Linked DNA regions of Mus musculus: region 2 is linked to region 1. Evidence: chromatin loops called from intact Hi-C (ENCODE). Cell type or tissue: heart. All regions are shown on one strand. Each heading gives the region's core, and the rest is flanking DNA. Links, peaks and the distances in the headings are about the cores only. Region 1 overlaps Galnt18 (polypeptide N-acetylgalactosaminyltransferase 18). Region 2 has its middle 28 kb from the start of Gm33098.

Region 1 (2,815 bases), core at 11-2,510:
ACAGGAACCTTTAAACGGGACACACTCAAAACATAGCTAAGCCACCACAGCTGTCTACACAATTGTATGCTATTAATTGGTCGGGAGCCTGCTGTGTGTTGGGGCCTTAGATATATGTGATCCATCAGATCCATAGGATAACCTAGTGTTGACTCATTGTGCAACCCCTGTTTAACATGATGAGAGCAAGACTGTGACAGGAGAATGGTCCTACTGAAGGCTGAATCAGTGGAGCCAGGTTCTACTAGGATCATCAAGACTCTGACTTGTTATCACCCCTAGCTCGGTTACTGTTGATTTGAGTTCACAACTTGTGTGGCTCACTCCTGCTTTAGTTTGCCCAAGGCCATCAGAGGGAAATTTGCCCCTCTGCTGTGGGGGTTCTTGCAGGAGATAGTACAGATCTTAGCTGTCTCTATTCTGCTCACCACAGAACCTAGTAGGCTGTCTTAATTAGCAGAGCTGTACTCTAGGTCTTTGCTAGAGGAGACCACACTGACCATACATTCTCTACCACCCCACAATTAGTATCAGGAATGTAGATTAGAGAAATAAGATTCTGGAAGCTTTTGGATCATTTCTGGGGTTCTCCCTAGAGGATGACAAGCTCTGTAGAGACAGATTTTATACAAGTGCACTGTAAGCACCGCAGAGCTTCATCCTGGAGCTCCGCTTTACTGCTTTGCCCACACGTTACTGTACATAGAGCTCAGCACTTGCCTCTGTTGAGATGTGAAATGCCATTTTTAAGATTGTTATTCAATGGGTCCCCAAGGTCTCTGGCTGACCCACTCAAGAAAATCCACATGACACGTTTCTCTCAAATCTACTACTAATCCAAGGGAAAAAAAAAAAAACCCCAAGAAATCAATCGGTTCATTTCTACCTGAGAACTGTGAATTTCATTTCTAAGAATCTGTATGTTCCTTTTCATTTAGTTCAACAGGAAGCTCAGAACCCAACATCTGGGCTCACTTTAAGAACTGGGATGGAGGGCTAGAGAGATGGCGCTATGATTAAGAGTACTTGTTTCTCTTGCAGAGGACCCATGTTTTCTAACACCCATGTTGGGCAGCTACTGTCACCTGTAACTCCAGCTCTAGGGGATCTGATGCCCTCTTCTGGTCTCCACAGGCATCTTGTACTCATTTGGCAAATTTTCTCTCTGTGTGTCTCTCTCTCTCTTTGTGTCTCTCTCCCTCTCCATCTCCCTTTCCCTTTCCCTCCCCCCTGCCTCTTTCACACACACACAAATAAAAATAAATCCTTTTTAAGAACTATGAGAGAAAGCCTCAGCCTACACTTGCTTTCTAACTACCTCCAATCTATTGTAACCTTTAGATCTTCCTAGATGTTATTTATATTTTTTGGCAGATTTTAGGTTTTTCATAAGCTGTGTCTAATCCTTTTGGGGATTGAGGGGGGCTGTTTATCCTAATTCTACCTAATACAGCATCTAGTTATTAAGTCACAGACACCCTGAGGTGTCTGTAATCACTTGAGCAACTGCTCTGGATTTTGTGCCCTCCCTGGCTGGGTCTGGAAGTGAAAGGAAGGCCCCTTCTCATATGTTCTATGACTGTGGTTCCAAGAGCCCCAACACATCCAGTATTCAGAAGTTTGGAAGAAAAGGTGAAGACCCAGCCCTGCTTGCCAATGTTTTCAAACCATCTTTATTTAGAGAGGTGCATCTCTGAGTTCCTTCAGTGCACAGTGGTCTTCAAGAGTTGGTCAGATCCAGAGCCTTTGAGCTCTTTACCTCAGTCCACAGGATTTTGCCACAAAACTGATGCTGTAGGTATCAAGTATCAACATTTCTGGGTCAGAGGCCTTGTTGATGGAGGGCCAGCACAATTCAACAATGCAGGGTGTGAGGCATGTTGGGGAAAATGCTTTCAAAAAAACTCCTTTTCCTTATGTTGCTGGGATTGAACCCAGGGCTTTCTGCTTGCTAGTCAAGTACTCTACCACTTAGCTACATCACCAGGGAGTGAAGCTGCCTGCAGAAGGACAGAGTTTGGCACTGGAAAACAATTCCAGTGACAGATGCCCAGGACTGAGGTCAGCCAGGATCTCAGATTGGAACGGTACTACAGTATTAGGGGGTGTGAGCATTAGTAGATATGAGCAGGGCTTCCTAGCTCCTCAGTGAAGGGCTTCACAGAGAACTGCTACCATTAGGGGAGTATGCAGGAACAGTGGGCTCTGTATCTGCATTATTTGTCATCTGTTGTCCTTAACCTTCCATGCTATCAGGCTAGGCTGGCGGATTTGGTGAAGGAGAGAAAGAGAGAAACTGAGCAACCCTTAGGGGTGAGAAAACTGTCAATTACATGCAAATGAACCCATCTAATTGGAACTAGAAACACACCCAGGTGCAGAAGGGGCTGTTTTCTTGGGAGTGCTGATGCAGGAGGATGCTCAGGCACATAGACACTAGACTGTATTCTAAATGATTTTACTTCCACAGATTGTAGGGGTATCACATGCGCGTTCTTAGAGTAGACTGACACCCTCCTTTAATGGAGAACACCAAGCCCAGACATAAGAGGAGAGCATATGGGAATGGCTATGCTCTGACTGTGTGTCTTGAGAAATTCCCCAGCCTCTCTGAGCCTCTGAACCAGAATCATTGGTACCTGTAACATCCAATCAGCCATGGTCTTTGCCCCATTCACTACATCTCTTTCCAAATTCCTCTGTGTCCTTACCACCTTTCCTGGAGACAGATGGGTTTCTCATGCCTCCCACCTCCTCATAGTGTCCCCCCATGTTATCCAGGCTGACATGGAATTCTCTATGTAGCTAATAATGA
Region 2 (2,815 bases), core at 14-2,513, 370 kb after region 1:
CAGACTATACACACAACAGCAGAGCCCTTCTCTGGGAGGCAGAGACTCTGGTTCCAGAGCTCAGCTGTCAGTCAAGTGTGACCTGACTTGAGCCAGTTTCCTCCAGGCTGCTCTAATGAGAGAGCCTGAGTCAGGGATCTCACTGCAAGTAACGGTAGTGACTCTAGCTAAGAATAGCCTGAAATTTGCTGTCACTGGGAGACCAAAGAAAAGCTGGGATACCAAACTTGGGACCCAGGAGAACCCAAGGAAACCAAGCACAGGAATCATGGCAACGTCGATCCCTACGGACCAAATCATTAGGAGCCTGCTGTTTCCCCATGGTCACTCACTATTACAACTCAGCCTTGAAACACATGTTCCAAAGGTTCTGAAAACAACGCTTGGCTGAGCCAGGGTCCTGGTGCACCAAGAGGAGAAGACTTGGGTTCTGGCATGGGACTTTAAACAGAGAGAAGAGGAGTTGGGAACATAGCTCAGCTGGAAAACTGCTGACCTGCACGCAGAAAGCCCTGGGTTCAATCCCCTGCACTGAATAAACTGGTGTGCTGGCACACGGGTAATCCCAGCACTCAGGGAGTGGAGCAGGAGAATCAGAACATCAATATCATCTTTGGCTACATAGGATATTAGAGGCCAGCCTGGGTATGTACAGGAGACCCTGCCTTCATCATCATCATCACCATCACCATCACCATCATCATCAGCATCATCGAGGAAACAATGGCAGATCGTGTGAAGACAGGAATTCCTTTATATTCCAAATTCCCCAAGCCAGGAACATCAGCATCTTCAGAGACACTACAGCTTGGGTCCAGACTGGCAAGAAAATGTAGTGATACATGGGAGAGAGGGAGTTACCTAAGTCAATGAATCTACCTTCTTATGGTGTGTGGGCTTTGTCTACATACAAACCCACCATGTCTCCTTCCCATACCATCACAGTCCTTACTCTTTCCTTGGCTCCCACTCCAGCCTCCTTGCCAACCTTCACCCACAGATCCAGTCCCACTACCCAAGGAAGCTGCAGTCCTGCCGGCCCCCTCCTTCAGAGAGCCATCACTAATGTCCCTTTCACAGTGAACCTTCAACATCAAAACTGTCTCTTGAGACTCTTAGTAACAAACAAGCCACCGCCCCACTCTGGTCTGAGAAAACTTGTCTGTCCCTTTTCCTTTCTCTGGCTAGAGACCACCAGAGCCAGAGCCAGTTCAAGGGTTGAGGGCAGCCTCTGCTCTATAAAGTTCTGCCTTGGAGACTGCAGGGAGTCAGCTGTCTGAAAGATTTAGACTGAGTTGGAGGGACACCATGTGGCCACAACTAGTATGACATTAAGCCTGAGACCTTTCTGTAGTAGTGTAAATACTATGACATTAGGGATACATCAAGAGGAAAAGCTAACATTGACACTTAACTATCTAACACCACCATTTTTATTTCTAATCCTTTCCTTCAATGTTCGCTGACGATTGCAACCACACACATGGAATGTGCCTTCCTTTCCGGTGGCATCTGACCCTCAGCATGTTCCACCCTCAGTCAAGGCTTTCACCACCACTCTCCCCAGAGCTGGTCAGTGCTTGGTAAATTCTAGTGTTCTCAAGTGGCAAGTGGGGCATTGAACCACTGGAGCGGCGTGGTGACTTAGAGCACCATCACCAAGTGGTACAGACAGGTTAAGCCATGGCCGTGCTGCTCATGGACTGTGGGGTCTGAACTTCCCTGAATCCCATTCTCCATTTCTGTCTAGTGGATGGAGGCGGTGAAACTATTTCCAAGGTTGCTAAGAGCTGAAGGAGACAGTGTCTGAGGAAATGTGCCTAGCACAGCGCCTGACCACAGCCCTGACACAGGCACCCCTTCAGGACAGGATTCCTGGACAGGAAGGGATCCCTGGAGCCACACACGCCTACGAGCTGGCTGAAAGCTGAAAAAATCAAATAAGGCAGGTCAGACAGGTAGGTCTAGAAGCTTACAGTACAAGTAAGATTTCAAGCAGGCCCTTTTGCCTCTTCTTGCCAGAACCATGAGCTATTTGTGCCTATCGCTCCTCCCAGCTACAGGAGAGACCAGCTTCCTCACTGCCTCCTCAAAACCAAGGCACTGAGAATCAAGTTAACCAAGACATCTCACACACATACACATGCAAACACATGCACGTACATATGTACTACACATACATTGTTTACACATACATGAATACACACATTTATACACACATACATCCACATATCTACATACATGTATACACATACAAATTCTCATACACACTGGAGCATCATGAGGGATCTGACTGAGGTAACTCTGCCCAGAAAGTTTCTTTAGGAATCACCTGACTCTGAGTGGACCCTAAGGAGCAAAATAAAACAGGGAAGAAAAAGCCAGACCCACATGAGGGTTCTCCCAGAGTCACCCTCCGGAGAGTCGGGCGGCACTTGGTGCAGAAGCCTTTTCGATGACCCTGTGTTGGCCACACTGTGAATTAAAATCGCTCCCTCCCCCTGCTCTCCAGTCCATGTCTTTTTGTATAAGGAGTAGGCACAGGGAGAAATAAGGCTCGTGAGCCACCAACTGTGACGGCTTTCCAGGTTTTCTCAGTGTAAGAATAGTGCAATGGTCAGCTACAGTAGGGACAGACCTGTGCCATCAGGGAAGGTGTCCCAGAGGGAGTGTCCTTTGGCCAAGGTGATATAGAAGGGTCAAATTAAAGGCTGCACACTGATAAAGCTGTTTATTGCCATCCATCCAGCTGACCACCAGAAGGCCTAAACTAGGACAAGTCTATGGATCAAGTGGGAACAACTTCATCAGAAAT

The links. Peaks named below come from ENCODE experiments on the same cell type or tissue, not always from the same donor. Only the 100,000 strongest peaks of a DNase experiment are listed, where the experiment ranks them.
Region 2: a loop joins it to region 1, with 2.4 times the contacts of the local background. A loop is called at or near these places in 4 of 42 quality-filtered maps.

What each region holds. Positions count from the first base shown.
Region 1 is chr7:111,549,484-111,552,298 of GRCm38, reverse strand. The region is part of intron 5 of Galnt18 (polypeptide N-acetylgalactosaminyltransferase 18); the gene reads left to right. Among named protein-coding and RNA genes, the nearest start is that of Galnt18, 230 kb to the left of the region's middle. In heart, for the core only: a CTCF peak has its summit at 1,117 (motif pointing left); no DNase peak of the experiment used is centred there.
Region 2 is chr7:111,180,976-111,183,790 of GRCm38, reverse strand. No RefSeq gene overlaps it. Among named protein-coding and RNA genes, the nearest start is that of Gm33098, 28 kb to the left of the region's middle. In heart, for the core only: a CTCF peak has its summit at 1,313; a DNase peak (open chromatin) is centred at 60; H3K27ac peaks cover 542 bases.